Regions from separate parts of the Homo sapiens genome. Here region 1 is linked to region 2. Evidence: read pairs that join two places in POLR2A ChIA-PET (ENCODE). Cell type or tissue: Panc1. All regions are shown on one strand. Each heading gives the region's core, and the rest is flanking DNA. Links, peaks and the distances in the headings are about the cores only. Region 1 has its middle 160 kb from the start of LYZL1. Region 2 has its middle 40 kb from the start of LYZL1.

The links. Peaks named below come from ENCODE experiments on the same cell type or tissue, not always from the same donor. Only the 100,000 strongest peaks of a DNase experiment are listed, where the experiment ranks them.
Region 1: POLR2A ChIA-PET joins it to region 2 with 5 read pairs; 2 of 35 experiments call an interaction of 5 or more read pairs at or near these places.

Annotation. Positions count from the first base shown.
Region 1 is chr10:29,122,263-29,127,647 of GRCh38, forward strand. No RefSeq gene overlaps it. Among named protein-coding and RNA genes, the nearest start is that of LYZL1, 160 kb to the right of the region's middle. In Panc1, for the core only: no CTCF peak of the experiment used is centred there; no DNase peak of the experiment used is centred there.
Region 2 is chr10:29,245,914-29,251,298 of GRCh38, forward strand. No RefSeq gene overlaps it. Among named protein-coding and RNA genes, the nearest start is that of LYZL1, 40 kb to the right of the region's middle. In Panc1, for the core only: no CTCF peak of the experiment used is centred there; no DNase peak of the experiment used is centred there; H3K27ac peaks cover 668 bases.

The DNA.
Region 1 (5,385 bases), core at 236-5,235, 120 kb before region 2:
GGCTAGCCAAAAAGAATGGAAAATGTCGAAGTCACTTCTCAAAGCATGGTGCTAATCATCTGCATCATAATATATCAGGATGCTGAAGAAAAATGCAGATTACTGGGCTTTAGCCTCAAATCTTCTTCTTATTATTATTACTTTTTGAGACAGAGTCTCTCACTCTGTCACCCAGGCTGGAGTGCAGTAGTGCAATCACGGCTCACTGCAGCCTCAAACTCCCTGGCTCAAGAAATCCTCCCTCCTTAGCCTCCTGAGTAGCTATGACTACAGGCATGCAACACCACATCCAGCTAATTAAAAAACTTTTTTTGTAGAGATAGGGTCTTGCTATGTTACCCAGGCTGGTCTTGAACTCCTGGGCTTAAACAATCCTCCCACCTTAGCCTCCCAAAGTGCTGGGATTATAGGCGTGAGCCGTTGCATCTGGTCATCAACCCCCAAATCTTATGAATTAAAATCTCTGCAGTGGAAGCAGCAACCTACATTTTCCGCAGCCTCCTTGGGTGATTGTGATGTGTACTAAAGAGTGAGAACACTCCTGCGCAGTTTTGTTTTGTGTTTTATTTATTTAAATAGAGACACCCAAGCTGGGCTTGAACTCCTGGGCTCAAGAAATCCTCCTGCCTTGGTGTCCCAAAGTGCTGGAATTACAGGTGTGAGCCACCGCGCCTGGTGATCCTGCAAAGTTTTTATTTTCAAAAGGACTTTAAAATTTTTATTTTGTTTACTTTTGGAATTGAAAGGAAGACAGCTATACCTTTCTCAGTCAGAGATCAAAATCTCTGTAACTCTCAATAAGAAAGCCCTCTGCTATGGACTAGAGAAGTGATGAGTGTCCACTCTTCTCTCACAGGAGAAGCATCAGAGGAGGAGTGAGTATTAGGGTGTGATTAGCATAGACTCTGAAGTGAGATTACTTGAGTTTGAATACACCCTATCTCAATTAGCAGTGTGTGGCAGATTTTTCAAAAAATGTCTTTTTCAAAAAATGGCCACAGCAATATTTTCTATTCTGCATGCTCTTGTAGAATCTTCTAGAACCTTGCCACTCTCCCAACAAGAGATGGAGACAATTTTTTCTGTCTTTGAATCTAGGCTGGCCTTTGTGACAGCTTCCACCAATTTGTGATTTCTGAGTCTAGGTCATAAAAGTGCTATGCACTTCCACCTGGTCCTCTGAGAACACTCTTTCTGAGAATCCAGCCACCACACTATGAGGAAGCTCAACTTCCCGTAGACGAAAAGCTGACACAGAGAGAACTGAGGTCCCTAGCTCCCAGGAGATTAGAAACCAACTTACCGGCCATGTCAAACATCTTGAAAGTGGGTCCTCTAGCCCCCAGATGAGCTGCTCGTCTTGATACCACAGAAAGCAGGTACAAATGATTCCTGTGGATCTTTGCCAAAATTGTAGATGAGAGAGAAAAAGAAACAATTGCAATTTTTTTTTTTTTGAGATGGAGTCTTGCTCTGTTGTCAGGCTGGAGTGCAGTGGCACAATCTTGGCTCACTGCAACCTCTGCCTCCCAGGTTCAAGCAATTCTTCTGCCTCAGCCTCCCGAGTAGCTGGGACTACAGGCGCCCGCCACCACGTCCAGCTAATTTTTTGTATTTTTAGTAGAGACGGGGTTTCACCATGTTGGTCAGGATGGTCTCGATCTCTTGACCTTGTGATCCACCCGCCTCAGCCTCCCAAAGTGCTGGGATTACAGGCGTGAGCCAACGCACCCTGCCGCAATAGTTTTAACCCACTAAATATGGTTGGTTTGTTATGTAGCAATAGATTACTGATAAGGAGATGAGTCAATTAACTTCTTTGTGCTTCAGTTTCTCTGTATATAAAATTGAGAAAACAATTAAATCCACCTCATGGAGTTTTAATGAGAATTAAACAAGTTTTGATATGTAAAGTACTTAGAAAGCAGCCTGCCTGGCCAGGCACAGTGCCCCAATGCCTGAAATTCCATTATTTTGAGAGGCTGAGGTGGGAGGATTTCTTGAAACCAGGAGTTCGAGACCAGCCTGGGCAACATAGTAAGACCTCATCTTTACAAAAAATAAAATTAGAAAAATTAGCCAAGTGTGGTGGCTTTTTCCTATAAAAGAGGTTGAGGTAAGAGGACTGCTTGAGCCCAGGAGTTTGAGGCTGCAGTAAGCTATGATTGCACCACTGCACTCCAGCCTGGGAGACCGAATGAGAACCTTTCTCAAAAAAAAAAAAAAAAAAAAAAAAAAGCCTGACTTCTGACTTATAATAAATGTAATTTCAAGAAAAGAATTAACGGTGAATGAAAAGAAGATCAGAATGACATAAACAGGCAACCCAGAACTCCTTTAGACCTGTAGTAAAATTGTGTTAATTTCATATATCTGAGGTGGAGCAATTTAAATTGGTAACCGCTGAAATGATAACTTTTTAAAAACATAAAATGAGTTGTACTAATTTTAATTCTCACTATAATTTCAGGCAGACTAATGTCAATAATATCTGTTTAATTACAATGAATTATTTATTCTTAGCCCGTGAATCATTTATTCCTATCATTGCTGAGTTAGGACTCAGAGGCTGAATACCTGGTTCTGTTTTAAATCTCCCTTTCCCTTAATGAGTGACCTTAGCCAGTTACCTCAGTTCTCTCCAAAGACCTAGAAGTTTCCAAATAAACATTTGGAAAATAAATAAAGCTGTCAGATATGATACAAATGTTGGTTCTTCCAGTTATTCCGGCACATGGTTGTTTACCAGGCAGATGACCTGTTGGAAATAACAGAACCGAGAGTCAGAAAATATGACACTGCAGCTCAAATCTGATAAAAATCTCCCCGGGCACTAAAATATCATGGGGATCAGGAGCCAGGAGATGGGCCTTTGCTCAAGGAGGCATTGGGCAGGATAAAAGGCATCTAAGAGGGCAGGTGACCCTCCCAGGGCCACAGGCACGTAAACCTCCATCATCCAGCAGTCGTTACTGGCACGGGGCAGATTGTCTAGTAAGACAAGTCCTTTCTATTTTCCACAGATCTTTTTTTTTTTTTTTTTTTTAGACGAGTCTTCTCTGTCGCCCAGGCTGGAGTGCAGTGGCGGGATCTTGGCTCACTGCAAGCTCCACCTCCCGGGTTCACGCCATTCTCCTGGCTCAGCCTCCCGAGTAGCTTGGACTACAGTCGCCTGCCACCACGCCCGGCTAATTTTTTGTATTTTTAGTAGAGACGGAGTTTCACCGTGTTAGCCAGGATGGTCTCGATCTCCTGACCTTGTGATCCACCTGTCTCAGCCTCCCAAAGTGCTGGGATTACAGGAATGAGCCACCACGCCCGGCCTATTTTCCACATATCTTAAAATACCTCAAGCGATTGTATTCACTATCTATTGCTGCATAAAATATTGCCCCAAAACTTTTTTGAAAAATATTTATTTTTTCTTTTCTTTCTTTCTTTCTTTCTTTCTTTCTTTCTTTCTTTCTTTCTTTCTTTCTTTCTTTCTTTCTTCTTTCTTTCTTTTTTTTTTAAGACAGGGGTCTCCCTCTGTTGCCCAGGCTGGAGTGCAATGGGACAATCATAGCTCACTGCAACCTCAATCTCTCAAGCTCAAGCGATCCTCCCAAGTAGCTGGTGCTATAGGCGCGTGCCACGACCCCCAGCTAATTTTTTAAATTTTTAGTAGAAATGAGGTCTCTCTGTGCTTCCCAGACTGGTCTTCAATTCCTGAGCTCAAGCAATTCTCCAGCCTCACCCTCCTAAAGTGCTAGAATTACAGGTGTGAGCCATTGTGCCTGGCACCTTCGTTTAAAAAAAAAAAATAGGGCTGGGCATGGTAGCTTATGCCTGTAATCCCAGCACTTTGGGAGGCCAAGGCAGGCAGATCACCCGAGGTCAGGAGTTCGAGACCAGCCTGGCCAACATGGGGAAACCTCGTCTCTACTAAAAATACAAAAATTAGCTGGGCATGGTGGTGGTGCCTGTAATCCCAGCTACTAGGGAGGCTGAGGCAGGAGAATTGCTTGAACCCAGGAGGCAGAGGTTGCAGTGAGCCGAGATCGTGCCACTGCACTCCAGCCTGGCGACAGAATGAGACTCCGTCTCAAAAAGAAAATAATAAAATAAAATAACAAAAAAACCCCACTTTCCTTCCCGTCATAGTATTGTCATGTATGTAGCTTTATGGTCTACTTCTTCACCTTATTCTGAGGATGACTTTAAAACAAGTCCTCGCATACAAGCAGTCTCTAAATGCATTTGCTGTTTAGGAAAACAATGTATCTAGATGGTCCCCTGGCAGAAGAGCTGCAGGAGGAGTAGCTGGGGTCCTGGTGGAAATGCAGAATTGCAGGTTCCACTCCAGACCCACTGATTCAGAATCTGCATTTTGACAAGGTTCCCTGGTGGTTAGTATGTGTGTTAAAGTTGAGAAGCTCTGTTCTAGGACTGTCATTGAAGAGCTGAGAATCACTTGTGTTTCTGAACTTTATGCCTGCATCCAAGCACACATGAGAATAATAAAATGAGATCTGTTTAATTACAATGAATTGTTTATTCATTGGAAATAACGGCCAGTCTTGCAGCTCGACATGATATTTGGGAATTTGGAGATCTGTTTTTCTCTGTGTCTCCCTGTCTCTCTGTCTCCCTCTCTCAATCTCTGTCTCTCCCTCTCTCTTTCTCTTCTCCAGCTCTCTCTCTCTTTCCATTTTTTCTCTATCTCTTTCACCTACATTGACTTTATCGTTTTACTTTTCTATGGAAATGTTGAAACACTTGAGACTTGTTTTTGTTTTTCCCCATCACTTGGAGCTGACCCCTTTCATCTTTGATTCAGCCAATTTCCTTCAAAGCTAAATATTAAACAGATCTGTCTTCTGACAGCTGACCCCAAATAGGGACGAGCAGTGGTCCTGGCCCCAGGGGTGGAGAACTGAGCCGACAAAGGTAGAGGAGAGACAGGATGGAGCCAGTTCCTGTCCGCCAGGGAAGCCCAAAAGTTGTGTCTAAGCCTACACACAGCCAAACAGCCAATAACCAAACAACCGATAGCTTCTGGAAGGCATTCTTGCAGAAATTCCTCTTTTGCCAGAGGGTGAAAGGGTTGCTAATTGATTTTGTCTGCCTTTCAGATGGACTCAGAGAGACACAAAAGTTTTAATTCTAACAGAGAGGTAACATTTTTAGATACTTCACTGTAGAAAAATATTCTGTGTCTCTCATGTGATCTGGAGTTGCATAATGGTATTTTTTGTTTCACCAGCTTGTTATCCTGTTAAGAGAATAGCAGCAGTAAATTTAATTACGTAGATCCTTTTCTAAACAACATATATTTCATAAACATATTATTTATTCATAACAAAGGAATAAAAGAAAGCTAACTCTTCCCAAATGCATTGAGAA
Region 2 (5,385 bases), core at 99-5,098:
CATATTTTTAAAGCTTCATGCACTTAGCACTTTGCCTGTTACACAGTAAACACGTAATAAATAGTAGTAGTTTTTACAAAAAATTTTAGAATTTGAGTTATTTTATGTATTTATTTTATGTGTTTACCATTATATATGCATCTTTATATATTTATAAATAAATTTACTTATGTATTTATAAATGTATAAAATATAGTTACACTTAAAATATTGTATATTGAAATAGTAAATATATTTTATATACTTATAAATAAATTATTTTATATATGCATACCTTTAAAATAAATCTTAAAAGTAGAGTTTGATAAATTTCTACACATATGAAGGTCACCCAGATCAAAATATAAAACATTCCAGCCAGACATGGTGCCTCACATTTGTGATTCCAGCACTTTGAGAGGCTAAGGTGGGAGGATCAGTTAAGGCCAGGAGTTCAAGACAAGCCTGGGCAACACAGCAAGATCCCATCTCTACAAAAAATTTAAAAAGTTAGTCAAGTGTGGTGATATGTGTCTCTAGTCCCAGTTGCTCAGGAAGCTGAAATGGAAGGGTTACTTGAGTCCAAGAATTTGAGGCTGCAGTGAGCTATGATTACACCATGGCACTACAGTTTGGTAACATAGCAAGAACCTGTCTCTAAATATATAATAATAAATATAAGTATATATTATATAAATAACCATATATAAATATATAAACATATACATCATGAACAATTAAATATAAATATATTTATATTTACTTACATTTATAAATATATTACTATAATATTTATAATATAAATATCTAAAATAATATAATATATAGATATATTTATTATATATATGTGTGTATAAATTTAGAGATGGGGTCTTGCTATGTTGCCCAGGCTGGAGCGTGGTATATATTATATATGTATAACATTTCCAGCACCCTAGGGCTCTATCATGCTGCTTCCTCATTATACCTGCCCCTCTTCCGAGAAAACAGTTTTCCTGATGTCTATCACCGTACATACATTTTGACTGTATATGTTCTCTGTCGTGTCTGGTTTCTTTCACTCAGTATTATGTCACAGTCTGTGTTGTTTTGTCTATCAGTGGGCTATTCTCTTTTACTGAACAGCATTCTGTCGTGTGGATACACCACAATTGATTTCTCCACTTCACTGCTGATGGACATTTGGGTTATTTCCAGTTTGGGGGCATTCTTGTACATGTCTCCTTATTTTTTATAGGGATAGAGTATGAAGTCTGTTTTCCTCATTACTGGTAGACTAACTGTTCCAAAACCATTTTTCTTTTCTGCATTTCTCATATCTCACGTCAGTGAATATATTTAAATACTGACTACAGCAATTTCTAAATTGTTCCACTATTTCTGTGTCTTTCTTTATATCATATTATTTAGCTTCTGAAGAAAAGAAGTGTCATAAGTAGCTGGAGACCTTCATAAAGATATTTGTGATAATTGTTTTAAAATGTAGATAGAAAAATATTTATTTGACTTGAAAAGTACACAATAATTGTCTTTTCTTTCTCTCAAACTTTTTTTTTTAGACTACACTCTAAGACAAGAAATGTATGCTGGGAGGAAACAAAGACTAGTCTGATATGAAACTTGCTTTCAAAAGCAGAGTTGTGATATTCAAGAAAAATATCACAGAATAGAATGTCCTAACTGCAATAGGAGAGGTTCAGATAAAATACTACAGAAGTTCACAGCATGGAGCCCCAGCAGTCATCTTTTCCAAACGAATCATCTTACCAGAGCACAAAACCCTCTCCAAGATACCACATCACTAGTAAATATGGTAATGTGGAATTTAAATCTTTAACATCTACCAAGAGCCTGCAAAATCAGTATGCAAAGTAATGTGTTGCATTGTTTAAAGAATACTAGGTTGATGGTGAAACCCCGTCTCTACTAAAAAAAATACAAAAATTAGCCAGGCGTGGTGGCGCACGCCTGTAATCTCAGCTACTCAGGAGGTTGAGGCAGGAGAATCTCTTGAACTCAGGAGGCCAAGGTTGCAGTGAGCCAAGATTGCGCCATTGAAATCCAGCTGGGGCGACAGGGGGAGACTCCATCTCCAAAAAAAAAAAAAAAGAATACCAGGTTGAAACGTGCTCTCAAAATACAAAGTTAATTAGATGGAGGGTCTCTTCCAACTTATTTGCACAAAAATAAGTATTTTCTCTTTATTTTGTCCTTAATGTCAAGTAAAAACTTTATTTACCTGAAGTTCTTTTTGAGGCTACAAAGGAGGGTCATTTAGCTTGCTCCAAGTTACAGAAGAAACTGAGGCACAAAAAAATTTAATACATTGAATCTAAAAGCTTTAAATAAAGGATGCATTGATTAAAAAACAAATATGGATGACCTACTAGAAGCTTGGAAATGTTTAGTTGAAGCTTTCTCCTCTTATCTTAAATACAGGGCTCCCTGGAAATTAATCACAGATGTTCCAGCACTTGGTAGAAAGGCAAACTTGTGGTGGGAAAGATACAAACAAAATAAGAGCCAAAAGTTGGTCATTGTTTGCAGGATGTCTTATTCAATGTGTATTTTTCTATATGTACATGCATAGGTAAGTCTCAGAGACTTTCTGCTCAAAGATAGGTGACTCTCAGGTATGGTGCAAAAGAGCAATCTCCCCTCCCACCCTCACACTCTTTAAAAACAAGGCAGGGTGGCTGGGTGCAGTGGCTCATGCCTGTAATCCCAGCACTTTGGGAAGCTGAGGCATGCAGATCACCTGAGGTCAGGAGTTCGAGACCAGCCTGGCCAACATGGGGAAACCCCGTCTCTACTAAAAATACAAAAATTAGCTGGGTGTGGTGGCCTGCGCCTGTAGTCCCAGCTACTCAGGAGGCTGAAGCAGGAGGGTCGCTTGAACCCGGGAGATGGAGGTTGCAGTGAGCCGAGATCACACCACTGCATGCCAGCCTGGGCGACAGAGCAAGACTCCAACTCAAATAAAAACAAGGCAGGGGAGTCGATTTTAGCTATCAATTGGTCTGACATTCCAGAAGTCTAGAAATTGTGAAATAAATGCCTTTTTAAATATAAATATTTATGTTTCAAGTTTGGATATTTTAAACAAATTTTAGTATGAAAATGAATAGCAAAAAAGGTCTAGCCATTCTTACTAGTTAAACCAAAGAGCATACTTCCAAAGACACAAACAATAAAATCCCTCTTCCTAGCTCAGCCCTGTGCTTTGAAGGCTTGAGGCTGGTGTGGGTGTGTCAGAACGCCCTCCCGCTCTCTGCCCACAGGATTTCCATTGACGTAGGTGGGACCTGGATTCCAAATATGTGACCCCAAATAGGTCAGTAAAGGACGCCTGTCACAAAGGGAGATCTGTCTTTAAAATTTCAGCATGTGACAGTTCACAAGGGAGAAAGTCATAGAAACCCAAATATTGGATTCTCTGCTCTAATTATTTCAGTGAATGGCCCTTAATGAGAAAAGTCATTTCACAGCAGGATCCGTGAGTTTATGTCTGGAGCCATAGTGATGTTTCACCAGTGAAAATCTCTTTCTACTTTGAGCTTTTGAAGACAAAAGAGATGAATGCAATGTGGACATAGCTTCAAAGCTGTACAAGGATCCAGCAAGACAAGAGAAATACAAAATGCATCTCGGGTCAGTTGAATGCATGTTTAGGATTGCCCATCTGTCCGTCTCTGTTCACATCTTGACCTACGCTGTGTTCCTCTGCGTGGGGTTGGATGCCAGGTCCCCTCTCCATTGATGGGTCCCACAGGTCTTGATATAGTTTGAATGGTTGTCCCCGCAAAGCTTATGTTGAAATGTGATCCCCAGTGTTGGAGGAGGGGCCTGGTGGGAGGTGTTTGGGTCATGGGGTGGGGGCAGATCCCTCATGAATGGCTTGGTGCACTCCATGGTAATGAGTGAGTTCTTGCTCTGTTAGTTCACATGAAATATGATTGTTAAAAATATTCTGGCACCTCCTCCTCTCTCTTGCTCCCTCTCTCACTATGTGACACACCTGCTTCCCTTCTACCATGAGTAAAAGCTTCCTGAGGCTTCACTGGAAGCTGAGCAGATGCCGATACCATACGGCCTCCAGACCTATGAGCCAAATAAACCTCTTGTCTTTATAAATTACCAAGCCTCAGGTATTCCTTTATAACCATGCAAAACAGACAACCACAGGTCTCAAATATCATTTCATTTTGGGGGCTTACTTTGTGGTCCCAGTAACATGAAAGTGTCCCTAGTAAAAGGGAAAAATGAGCAGATGGACTTGTTTTAGTGGGACAGCTAGTTCCAAGCAGCTTTTGAGAGGAGGGAGGAAAGGGAGGGAGAGGTTGGAATGCGTGGAAAGGAAGAAGCCTAATTAAAAGCCCTTTGTATTTGAACTTGGGAGAAGGGTGCTCTAAAGTGAGCCAACAGGGTAAGTTTCCCCTCCTCCCAACTTGGCTGAGCATTAACCCTGCAAGTGGCTTTCAAAAATGTTTATGAGGCTGAGATTTTTCCATTCACTGTGACACCTACCACATCCTAAACAACATGATATGTTGTCATGATCTCACTTGATTCACCAACCATCCTATGAGACAAATGTTAATGGCCCATTCTCTGGCTTAGGACATGCAACCTGGGCAGGAACACTGGTTTGTCCAATGTGGTGCACGTGGTGAATTAGGCAGCCTGTCCTCCCACACAGCACAGCACAGTGACACTGGACACACCCAAAGGCCAAGGGCCATCTGGTCCAGAGTGATGCAAAAAGTGATCCCAGGCACCCTCCAGCATCAGCCCCAGTCATCATCCCCCAAGAAGGGGCGACAAGGAAGGCTCGGTTCTTATCCCCACTCTCATCAAGCTTTCATGGTCCCCGCTGAAAATAAAAAAGCAAGTTGCTAGCATTGGATGCCCTGAAATCAATAGCAAAAGAAAAGAGACCCTCTCTGTCTGCCAAGGAGCTGCAGCCAAGCCTCCTCCTCTGTCCTTCCTTCCACACCAGTCATGCCCCTGAATGGAAACCTGGACTAAAGTCTATGTCACTACACCCTCTGCAAATGTCCAAAGCTGCCTGCAGAGGCAGGGTTCCTCGTGAAGTTCCATGTTGGAAAACTCCCATTTGGGGGAGCAGTGTTAGACCCAGTTGAGCCACTTATAAGCTGTTGCATCAGGTATTTGATTAATATATGTTCTGCTTTAATCAGTAAACAACTTACATTTGTGTAGTACTTTAGAGTTAACAAAGGAGTTTTATTCCTCACCCCATTATATCCTCAAACAGTGATGACCATCAATATCCTGATTTTATAATTGAGGAAGCCAAGAGGTGGAATGGGCAGCCTTGTATCACCTATTCGAAAAGTGTCAAGGTCAAAATGGGAATCCACATATGCTGGCTTTTAAAAATTA